2 separate regions of the Homo sapiens genome follow, and region 2 is linked to region 1. Evidence: chromatin contacts called from ENCODE Hi-C data. All regions are on one chromosome and are shown on one strand. The core of a region is the stretch at or near the end of the contact, and the rest is flanking DNA. Distances in the headings are between cores, read along the strand shown. Region 1 holds the start of MED6 (mediator complex subunit 6). Region 2 holds the start of SIPA1L1 (signal induced proliferation associated 1 like 1).

Region 1 (6,035 bases), core at 2,006-4,505:
TTATATTGTAATTAAACATTATGAAGTTATACAGAAAAGACCTCTGTTAAAAGTGAATACTAATAGTTACCCTGCATGTCAAATTTGCATAAACCCAAACAAAACTCCAGTTTTTCTTCTAAAAGTTCTACTCTGCACTTCATGATCCACAGTTTGAAAGAACTGTTCATTGCAAAACTTGTATTTGGAAAAAGTGCCACCTTCTTAAAATAACTTACTTCAAGTGTTCTAATGTTAGCCTCTGCATTTTGACCACTTCATTATTACATGTTCTGTCATAAAAAGGATTACTTCTTTCTGAAAAGTAATCCAGGACACTACCACTGTTCAAAATAGGGATCCAAGAGCTGTCAACCCAAGAAATTCCCAGCAGATTGTCTATGGGAAAGAAAACAAAATGATAAAGGATTAGAAAAATAGAAAGAATCCAATCCAACAAACATTTATTATACATCAAATGTAGTAGGCACTATGAATATAAGGATGACATAGATCCTAACCAACACACTCTCATGATGTAACAGAAGAGATTATGCAAGAAAGCAATAACATGATTAAGTCTTATGATAAAGACATGGTGAAACCCTGTCTCTACTAAAAATACAAAAAATTCTGGCCGGGTGCGGTGGCTCAGCCTGTAATGCCAGCACTTTAGGGGGCTGAGGTAGGTGGATCACCTGAGGTTGGGAGTTTGAGACCAGCCTGACCAACATGGAGAAACCCCGTCTCTACTAAAAATACAAAATTAGCCTGGCGTGTTTGTGCATGCCCATAATCCCAGCTACTTGGGAGACTGAGACAGGAGAATCGCTTGCACCCAGAAGGTCTCGGAGATTGTGGTGAGACGAGATCACACCATTGGACTCCAGCCTGAGCAACAAGAGTGAAACTCCGTCTCAAAAAAAGAAAAAAAACAAAACAAAAAATTAGCCGGGCATGGTGGTGGACACCTGTAATCCTAGCTACTCGGGAGGCTGTGGCAGGAGAATCACTTGGACCCAAGAGGCGGAGGTTGCAGTGAGCTGAGATCGCGCCACTGCACTCCAGCCTGGGCGACAGAGCGAGACTCCGTCTCAAAAAAAAAAGACATGAAGAAATGTGTTACGAGACTACAGAGGACCTGGGGAAACGAAAATCATTTTTCATGTGGAGAGAAGGTGGGTTTTAGCACGGTATGTTAAAGAATAAATAAAAACTTACACAGAGAAAAGGGCAAAGTAATTCCAAGCAGAGAGAATGTATATACAGAGGTGTAAAAATATAAAGTATATTATATCTTTAGAGAATAATTTCATTAGGTGAAGAAGTGATAAGATTTAAAATTTAGAAAGGACTTTTTTTTTTATTGGAAATCCTTAATGCTGGCAAGGAATTCAAAATTTTCAAATAACATGTATGCCCAAGAGAACACATCTATAGCTACCAGTTTGAGATCTCTCAATTAGGGATAGAGAAGTTAGGAAGCTATTATTGTAGATGAGATGATAATGATGTAAAAGCTAAGGGATAAACAGGAAGTAGAGTTCCCTTAACTACAGCCACACGGTTTCATATTTAGCGTAGAATTAAATCATAGCTTTTAAAAAGACATGATAGAGCTAGATACTTTTAATAAATGAGCTTGTATTGGCTATTGGCTTTCATGATGCTTCATACCACTGACTGTACTGAACACCACTAGGTGTAAATCATGAACATCAAAATGCCTATACAATACTGGTTGAAAAACTTCAATCTCTCTTATACTGTCATTACCTCAGGCATCTTCAAAGAAGTCAGACCTAATTCAAGGTGACAGGCAGTTTTGAGCCAAGTGACTCAACCGAGAAAAATTATATAAAGGTAAAATGTACTTTGTGTGCTATAAAATAAAGGAGGAGACAGATGAAGTGCGTTAATAACCAAATAATTAGTATAGACCATTTAGATAGTTCATCATAACTGGATCATGCAATAACCAAATACACAACAGGCCAGGAAATAACATTTTCAGAAATGGCCTCCTAACTGGTTTTCCTAATTCTACCCTTGCCCTCCTACACTGTTCCCAGCAGCCAATGTAGTCCTAAAAAAAAGTCAGATCACATCATTCCTCTGATGGAAACCCCTCCAATGGCTCTGCGTTTTACTCAGAGGAAAAGCCAAAGACCTTATCATAGCTTTCAACACCTTTCTGACTTCATCTCCTTCCCACATCCTCTCTCACTACCCTCCAGCCACACTGACCTCCTTGCTGTTCCTTTAACACACCAAACACACTCTTATTTTAGAGTCTTTGCCATGATCCTAACAATCTGAATTATAAGTAAAACATTTTATAAACTAAATATTTCTCTTTTTTATTCTGTAGCAAGGCAACATGTTGACATAGCCCAAGCATTCTAACAGCATTCTAACCATCAGCAAGTGATGAAATAAATAATGAAAGACACGTATGTAAAATCATGATCCAGAAGTGCTGCAGATCGCCAGATAAGTATAAATGAGAATATTTGTAATAAATGTGTTAGACCCCAATCCAGTTAATATTAAAAAAAGGCATCTCAAACATCTCCCTTTAAAAATCAAGTACTATATACACAAAAACAACTCTACATGCTCCCCAAGATCAAGCAGCAGTTAAGGGGTGACATCTCCATACATTTATTCACTGACTGATTCAATATTTGAGTACTTCTGCAGTTCAGCTGTGAAAAAAATACGACCCCTGCCCATAATAATTGCTGGACGTTCGATGTAAAGTATTATCGACTCAAAAAAAAAGAAAATATCTGGGATTCATGCTCAGGGACCCGTGTGGCGCGGTCTAAAGAATTAGGCAGCCACCATGCCAAGTCCCAAGAGATGAATCAAATCAAGTTGGCTTATTACCCCATTCCCTTCTCTGCCTAAACGCCATTCCTTCACTCCAATAGAATAGCCCTAATGTTGTTGCAGAGATACGTGTGTAGAACAAAACTCCAGCTCTGAAAGCTCAAAACCCAGAGCTTCTTCCAACCCCTTCTCTCCGACGCTTCCAAGAGACGCTCCAAGAACTCAGAAAAAAAAAAAAACTCGTCAACGTTTCGCTAGATCACAGCCTTGGGTTGTCCACAAAAACCACTCAAAAAAGCTTGAGACTTCACACAAAGGAACCTAAACCTTGAAACCGCGAGCTATAACATCCCAAACTGGTCCACAGACAATCAAGAGACAAAATATAGCAATACAGTATACCTCGGATATCCACCGCCGCCATAATTCCGAGAGCGTTTACAGGTTCTCTTTCCGGCGCAAAGTAAACGTAAGCCTAGGCCGCCGGAAGCAGCGGGTTGAAGAGAGTGCGCATGGGTGAGGAGGGACGTAGAGCGGAAGAGGGGGCGGGGCGGGCAGGAGAGAGGCAGGGGGTGGAGGTGCGGGTGGGAGGGGAGGAGACGCGAGGGGGCGGAAAGCGGGAGAGGCGCGGGAGGCGGGAAACGTGGGGTGGGGTGGGGTGGGGTGGGGTAGGGGAATGGGAGGGGACGGGACGCAGAAAGATTGGTGCAGGGGAGCAGGGAAAGACTAGAAGAGGGATGGGCCAAAGAAGGAGAACGGGAGGGCGGATTACTGGGAAAAAAATTAGAAGACTTAGAGGACAGAAAGACCGAGTGGAGTCCCGCCCCACGCCCACCACTGATGGAAGAATTCTGCCTTGATCGTCTGTGATCGTCAAGAAAACAAATTCTGATGCTGTAGAGTTGTGCTTGGGAGTGTCTCTTAATTTTAAAAGCTCCCCGGGTGTATCCACTGAGCTATCAGATTTAGGAACGATGGTCATTTATATTTTTCTCCCTGCCTCAGGTATTGGGATGGGACAGGACTTAAGAATTTGGGAGTCATTGGCTTTTATGTGACTAAATCCATTAAAAATCTAAACCAATTAAAGAAGCCTCTGAGAAAAATTTCACAACACAGGAAATGCTTCTGAAGTGAAATATTAATAAGATTAAGAGAAAGGGAATACCCCTGGGTCCCAGAGTAATGAGCAAATGTCTGCATTCCAAGTAGTCTGGAGTAGGTAGCAAGGCTCCAAAGAGGGAATGATTCTGTGTACGGGGAAGCTACAGAAAGCCTCAGATTCTCAAGCTTCAGTGTGGCTCTGTAAAAGCAAAACGATACAGAAATATGCAAACAACACACAGATACTAGGAAGAGGATGCCAAAATCTGAAGGAGGGATGAGGGCGGGTGCCTACATCTTCTCCAAAACTTAGGTACTGTGAAGACTCCCCAAGAATTTAACCACAACCCAGGAGCAAGAGGGGAAGACCAGAAATTTAATTGGGATTTTCAACCTCATAGACAAGGAATTAAAAATTTGTTAACTCCGTAGAATAAAAGTACGTTGCCTGTACATTTCAGTTTGGGAATTTTCTGCCTGAGATGGTATGTATAAAATAGGTGTCCCAACAGAAGTATGTGCATGCACAGAGTAAAGTTTTGAGAGAGAATTTTTCAGGAGGGCCTGGTTGGGAGCCTAGTGGGAGGACATTGCAAAAAGGAAGAGTATCGTGTCCAATAAAAAGTGTGATCCATAAAGCTTTTTGTTTTGTTTTTCTAGTTTTTTGTTTCCTTGTGTTTTGATTAGGCTAGAAGGAGATTAGGAAGAATAGTGACAGAATGCAGATCTGTAGATAATAAAACATATGGTATGCATGGTAAATAAGACCTGGAAGCTCAACCTTTATTTTGTAGGCAATGGGAGAAATGTGATCAAGCTTCCATTTTAGAAAGATAACTTGAGGAAGACAGGGCAAGGTGGCTCACGCCTGTAATCCCAGCACTTTGGGAGGCCAAGATGGGAGGATTGCTTGAGCCCAGGAGCTGGAGACCAGCCTGGTCAAGATAGCGAGATCCCATCTCTATTTCTTTTATATTAATTGTTTCAGTTAATAAAGAAATATAAATTAAAAAGTGTGGTAACAAAAACAAGAGAAGACAAGATAGGGAGGAAGCCACTTTGGGTAGGACAGTCAGGACAGGCCTCTCTGAGGAAGTGATACCTGAGATGAGACCTGGAAGATGAAAGCAAATCACTCATGTGAAGAGCTGGGGCACAAGCATATCAGACAGAGGGGACCATGGACCCTACAGTGGGAAAGGGGTTGGTCTGAGAACCACAGAAAGGCCAGTGTAAGCCGGGTTGTATGAGTGAAGGATGAATGATGGGAAAAGAGACTGGGAATGAAGGCAGGGGCCAGATGATAGAGAGCCTGGTCAATAATTTATTTTTTATTCAAAGAACATAGGAAGCTATTAAAAGATTTGAATGAGTAGAATGCCACAAAGGTTCTGACTGGAAATTTGTTTATGGATGTCAAAAGTATTTGTTGTGCTTATTGAGCCACTTACTATGGACGAGGCACTGTGCTAAGCACTTTGACGAACTATCTAGTTGTTCCCTCAAAACAATTTTATGAGGCAGAAGCTATTACTCCCATTTTTAAATGAGGAGACGGACTGAGGCAGATGAGCTAGCTTTTCACCAAACTTATTATCTACTTGGGTATACAGCTAAGCTATATTTTCCACCACCCTTGCACCTGGATGGAGCTACATAGCCAGTTCTCATCAAGGGACTGTGAATGGAAGTGATAAGTGTTACCTCCAGGCCAAGACAGTGAAAAACACTGGTTCCATCTTCACTTTCTCTCTCTGTATTCACCAGCTAGATGCCAGAGAAACCTAAGGTCATGGATTGAAAGTGGTGGTGATGGGGAGTTGGGGGGCTGGGGTCTCTGAATGACTGACCACAGGTGCTGAGCCACCTTGCTGACCTAAACTGGATCCAAAGCAAGAAATAAGATTTTATTATGTTAAAAATACACACATGCACACAAAATTGCTATGTACTGTCTCCTCCATAAAATCAGTAATACTGGTGTAATCTATTTTCTGTAGGATATATTAAAATGTGTACCTGCCTCCACTATATACAGTATGACCTTTTGAGGCTTTAGGATTTGGAAACTTAGATAATTTAATATGTGAGAATGCAAGTAAAAGAGAAAAAACAAG
Region 2 (6,035 bases), core at 2,063-4,562, 720 kb after region 1:
GCCCTGCAGATGTACAGCTACTGGAGTTCTGAATAGGCCAGTTAAATCAGATTTTAAATGTAAAACATGCAAATGTGAGTCAGTGTTTATAATATTAAAAAATACATAAAATTTGTATGGTAGGCCTCTGTGTCAAAATTCATTCTATATTTGGTATACACTATACATTAGGGTGTTTTGTTGAGTAGAGGTAAATAACCAGAGGGAAATGAATTCACCTGGGTTTTAACGAAATAAGAAGCAAATAGGGAGGGAACAACATAGCAAATGACTAGATGTTCTTATCACTAGAAAGGTTACATATCCTTTGTGTTGGAGGGCAAAGGCAAGGGGTTGAGCAGAGATGGGTAGAGGAGCCAAGACAGTGGACAGGAAGTGGACTGAGATCTAGTCTGTGCTCTTGGCAAACTCTCCATTCCGCATTTCCCTCTTCTGCTGCCTGACATCTGCTATTTTGAAACCTAGGAAGGTCAGGAAGATACAGCAGGAGTGACTGACCTAGAGAATGTGCAGTTGGAAACTAGGCTTTGGTAGCTTTCACTTTTTATCTCCTTTAGAAACACGGATGAAAGTTCTGCCATCAGTGAGGGATAAATAGTAGCCCAGGGCCTTGAAAAAGCAGTTTTAGATCCCTGGGACAATTTCTACTATTTTACTATGTCTGAAGATTAGGGAGGTTATTTTTGTAATTTGAGGCCAACACCCATCTCTTGAGCCTTATATGAAGCACTGAAGAATGTTAATAGATTTGGCTAGCATTTGGGTCAATTATTTCAAATGGCTATCTGGGAGTCATAAAACAGATGGTCCTGAAATTGTACTGCGTTGGTGGATGTAGATTGGCAGCCATCTTTTAAGGGCAAAATTATGTTAAAAGCTAAGCCAGAACAAATGAGCAACAACTGATTTATAATATTTTGCAATGTTATGAAAAATGGTTCCTTAAAACAGATTCACAGGACTGATGGTGATGTTCCATTGTGTTTCTTTGTGAAAATGTGATATTAAACACACCAGTAAATGAATCTGAGGCCCTCCGTCCTTCCCCTCCTCCCTCCCTCCCTTCCTTCCTTCCACAGATCTAGTCTTCGCTCCTTCCTTCCTTCCTTCCTTCCTTCCTTCCTTCCTTCCTTCCTTCCTTTCCTTCCTCCCTCCCTCCCTCTTTCCTTATAGTTATTTTGGGAGTATGGATGTATTTAGTTTGGGTCTTTGGTTTTAATTAGAGTATTTATTAAATAACAAGGAATCTGCTTTGAGTTAGTGTAAAAGCAAATCATGAACTATAGATTACCTTTGAAATTACTGTAACATGGTCAATATTTTTGTTGTTTTTGTAGTTGGGACAAGATAAATTTTAAAATAAAATTGTCAACATTTAAAGAAAATTGTCAACATATAGCTACTCTTTGTGAAACTGACCTACTATAAGATGAAACTTTTTTTATCATTTGCTGTAAAAGGAAGATTTGTTATTTATTGGAAAATTTTATAGGTCTAAGAGCTCTTATATTAAATTATATATATATATATATATATATATATACTCACACATACATATGTGTATATATATTTAGATGCAGGATCTCACTGTGTTGCTCAGGCTGGAGTGCAGTGGTGTGATCAGAGGTCACTGCAGCCTTTAACTCCTGGGCTCAAGTGATTCTCAAGCCTCGGCCTCCTGAATAGCTGGGACTACAGGTGCATGTCAGTATACCTAGCTAATATTTTTTATTTTTGTAGATACAGGGTCTCTCTATGTTGCCCAGGATAGTCTCAAACTCCTGGCTTCAAGCAGTCTTCCCACCTGGGCCTCCCAAAGTGCTGGGATTATGCATGTGAGCCACCATGCCGGCCAGCTATAGAATTTTAAAGCTGTAATAACCTAACATGTGGGGTACCCCCCACAGATGAAGAATCAGAGAGATTAAATAACTTCTCAAGGAGACTCAATTATTAGTGGCACAGAAAAACGTAAACCCTAGTTTGCTGACTTTGTCTAGTATCACTTAGGTTTCTAATACACAAACTTTCATTGACAGGATTTAAACTTGCAAGTGACTTACAAGTTTTGACTGCCTAGTCCTCATATGCTTAGGTTATGCTTTAGGTTTCTAGTTCTGTGGGACTGAGTTAAATAATGGTTTCCCCATGTTCATGGATAGGAATTTTAAAAATTGAGATATAATCCACATACAATGGTATCTATTTTTACTCATTCATTTTGAAATCTAAAGTTTAACTTCTATTCATAATATCCATTTTACTTAGGCAGTGAGTATATAATAACCCTCACCTCAGAAAAGTTTCTACAGTTAAAAGACACGGGCTGAGGAGAGTTCATCTTCATCCTTACTAGCATTTTGGAGTACGTATAAAGGCGTCTGCGGATGCCTAATGATTAAAAAAAAAGTTCCCCTCACCATGGTGAATAGGGTTTTTACGAGAAAAATATGGAGAAAGCAGAGATTATTACCATTGAAAAAGACAAGGTGTTAACAGAAATGGGAGGGTAGCTTGATAGAGTCCAAACTTGACTGAACTCTCTAGGTTAGGGCCAAAGGCAAGTACTGAGGACAGGCATGGACTGTTGCGTTCAACTTGTCAAAAAAGTGGCCAATATGTAGTATGGACCAAGCCTATAGAGGCGCTGAGAATACAGAGATGAATGAGCCAGTTCCTGAAGGAGCCCAGTCTGCGTGTGTTTGCGAGTTGAGAAGAGGAGGAGGGAGGCAGCATGGGGAGTGTGGGGATGGAGGAATTAGATTGAAAGAGAAGGCCGAAAAACTGAATATATAGTAGAAATTTGGGGTGCAGATATGTGCTGCCTAGAAAGGCAGAAACCTGTCCCAGAACCTCTTAATACATTAGTCTCATTTGCCAAATTTGGCCAGATATCATGACTGTGGTCCTCTCGAGATGCCCTCTTGAATCGGCTTAAAAATTATCCTTCCGCAACCACCCCTAGCTTTCCCCACCGCCAGTGCGCCGGGCAGGTTGAAAACTGCACCCACGTTTGCAGCCTCTGCTCTCCGCAGGAGACAGGAATCCAGGGCTTTGCCGTCGTCATAGCAACCAGAAGTTCCGCGGTCCCCTACCCTCCCGCGACTTTTTCCACTTCCTCCGCCTGCAGGGCCCAGCCGCCGCTTCTCTCGCGAGACTTGTGCGCCGCGCTAAGCCGCTCCGTGGTGATCTCACCCGAGACTTGGGGGAGAGGGAGGAGTGAAGGAGGGGAAGGAATGGGGCGGGAGGCGGGGCGGGGAGGGGAAGGGCGAGTGAGGCGCCGCCACTGCCGGCAACTTTGTGAGCGAGTTCAGTGCGTGCGTGAGCGAGTGAGCGAAAAGTCAGTGCAGCGCCGAGTCCCCGGCTGGAGGGTCCCCGGGGAGGGCCAGGTCTGGGCCCCAGAGGCCGCCCCCGCAGCCACTCCATTCCCTCCCGCCTCTGTGGCTCCCTCCCCATTTCCTCCCCCACCGGTCGTTGGGGCCTTCCCGCCCCCGTCCGCACTTACCTGTCCCCTCCCCCATGCGGTACGCACCTCCTCATCCCCCCCCCGGCAACCTCGCGCCCACCTTGGACCTTCGGAGCCCGGACCCCCGCACTTGCTTCCCGTACTGGCCGCCCCCTCAGTTCTTTCTGCTGGCGGGCGGGATGGGGGCGCTGAGCCTCGGGGACGGCGCGAGCGGGGGCCCGGGCGCCTAGACAATAGTTGATGCCCAAGGACGGGGCCACCTCCGCCTTCCCCTCCTCCGGGAGCTCGGCCCCCGCCGGCCCCCCGCCAGCCTGTATTCCGGGTCCCCCTCGGAGCCAGCCTCGGGAATTGGGCTGATTCCACCCCCGCCTCCCTCGGGCCCCCCTCCGCTCCGCGCTCGGCGCCCGCCTCGGGCCGGCCTCGCCGCTCTCCGCAGAGGAGGCGGCGAGTGAGCGCGCGCCGGCCGTCTACACGGTTTCTCTTTCTCCCCAGGGAGAGCGCGCGGCGGACGCGCCCGGGACGCGCGGCGGCACCGGGAGGCCGGGCCGAGCGGTAAGTGGTCCCCGCGCCCGGGTCCTGGGGGGAGCGGGGGTGCAGGACGGCTGACAGCCCCCTGCCCTGTTTCTGGCCGGGGTTGGGGTCCAGGGCCCGGAGCAGGACCCCAGGAGGCCGGTTAAAGTTTGATTTTCGATTTGGTGGCTTGCTGGTAGCTTAGCCCGGCGGGGGCGAGTCCGGCTTCACCGCGCCCGGCGCGCGCGCACGCACCCCAGAACCCGAATCTGCACAACTACTGGGCAGGCGTCTCTGCGGGAGGCCAGGAGACCCGCGTCCCGGTCCGGGCGGTTGCGTCCACCCCGCTGAGCTGGTCGCCACCTGGCGACCCTTCCCCTCCAGTCACCTGGGTGAGCGCTTTGCAGCCTGAGCTGGAGTAGGCAGGCCGAGTTGGTTGAGTTGTGGGAAATGGAGACGAACAGCTCGGTGCCCGAGGGTGGTTAATTTCCCCTTTGGGGGTCTTGGGGACATGAAATTTTGGGATGCTCTAACCTGCTTTCCGGGGAGCGAGTAAACCGCGAAAGGGCTGGGAAGGCGTGAGGGTGCCGCAAAAAGAACTTTTCCTCCTTCGCCCCATCTGTTACCAGCTTCTCTCCTGACCTTAAAGGAAATTTCCGAGGCTCTTAAATCGCTCCACGGCATTTCTAGGTGGACCAGTAATCGTGTTGGGCAGGTTGAAATTTCATCGCGGTTTGGAGAACAGAGAGACATGGGAAATGGCTCACTTCCAAGGAAGATGTTTAGCTAAATTGTTGGCATTCGTTTTCTAAGAGAAGCATTTGGGGATTGATGGCTCCTAGACTACGATTACCTTATAGATTTTATTTTTCCTGACGGGTAGTTTAGAGGCAGCATTCGCTGAAATGCATACTACCTGTGAAACGATCATGTTTCTAAACTGGAGCCAGCGATGTGATGCAAATTTCAGAATAAAGGTGTCGACTTTCATCAGGTTCCAGGTCTATCTGGATGGACTGGGATTGGCGTTTCCTCTATAAAGCAAACCTTTCATGTTGAAACTCTGAGTCAGACTCTTAAAGCCATTGTCTTTATGCTGGTACTCTGTGGGAGTTAAGTGTCAACTTTCTCCTGTTTTCTCCTATGGAGTATCCGTCCAAGGCAAAGATTCTCTGACTGAATCTTTTGGAAACGTGCAAGGTTAGATCATACTGAATTCTGCAGCCAGTTTAGTAATAATATTAGTTTTCTATATAATCCTGATTTAACGACTGTCATTTTTCTCTTCGTTTTTTGAAAGCTGCAATTAAGCTACCTTTACCAGGATTTAAAAAAGAGGATAATATGGAACAGTGGTAATAACAGTAGGTCTCAGCTAATTTATTATGGCCACCGATGTGTCCAACTATTAGATGACATCCCAGTTATTAACTACAATATTAATATTAAAACATTTTTCCCATGGAATCAATTATGCTAAAGCATTAACAATTAACAGTGCATTTAAAATGATGAGTGATTGTTTCCACATAAATGGTTAGAGGCAAAATAAGAGATTTGGGGGATGAATGGCTTTATGTCTCTGACAACTAATTTTCTTATTAATGCTTAAGTAAAGGACTCTTGAAGTTGACTGTCATTTGATTTTTCTAGTTGACTGAGTGAACAAGTTTGGTGAGTGGCTTGAGACAGTCAGTAGGTGTTGCTGTTGTTAGCTTCTCTGCAGTTCCTGCTTCTGCTCCTCGAGTTTGAAATTGCAATTCTGGTACAGTGAACTTTTAAAATCTGAAGTATCAGTCAGTGATAGTTGTGATTTCATTGGAGGAGTCTATGGCAAGGTTGACTTCAACTCCAGGTAATAATTGCAAAGCACCTCTCTGATACTTTGTACTGAGATTCATTTAACTCTTCTTTTGTCTCTGTCCTTACACTAGTATTTTCAGGCTTCTGCATTTGCTTTGCTTTTGCTTTGAAGTATGTGTGTAATTTTGGTATAGTGCCCCCATCTTCATTGTTTAGGAACTTTTAAAAAACACTTTCTAGTGAGTTTATTGAAGTC

What was found. A loop is a pair of places that touch in the nucleus more often than their neighbours do. Pooled maps may share reads with other maps.
Region 2: a map of CD8-positive, alpha-beta T cell shows a loop between it and region 1 (9-fold over the local background). The contact joins the promoter of SIPA1L1 here to the promoter of MED6 in region 1. A Hi-C loop is called at or near these places in 4 of 168 maps with a recorded cell type or tissue (CD4-positive, alpha-beta T cell, CD8-positive, alpha-beta T cell and naive thymus-derived CD4-positive, alpha-beta T cell) and 12 of 50 pooled maps.

What each region holds. Positions count from the first base shown.
Region 1 is chr14:70,597,400-70,603,434 of GRCh38, forward strand. It overlaps MED6 (mediator complex subunit 6), which reads right to left and starts at 3,256. Exons shown (of 8, transcript NM_005466.4): 1 at 3,217-3,256; 2 at 219-378. The coding sequence starts at 3,238. RefSeq lists an enhancer at 2,758-3,957.
Region 2 is chr14:71,317,164-71,323,198 of GRCh38, forward strand. It overlaps SIPA1L1 (signal induced proliferation associated 1 like 1), which reads left to right and starts at 3,313. Exons shown (of 24, transcript NM_001386936.1): 1 at 3,313-3,340; 2 at 3,959-4,018. SIPA1L1-AS1 (SIPA1L1 antisense RNA 1) reads right to left here and starts at 4,685. Exons shown (of 4, transcript NR_184180.1): 1 at 4,511-4,685. RefSeq lists an enhancer at 2,792-2,951 and a silencer at 3,212-4,231.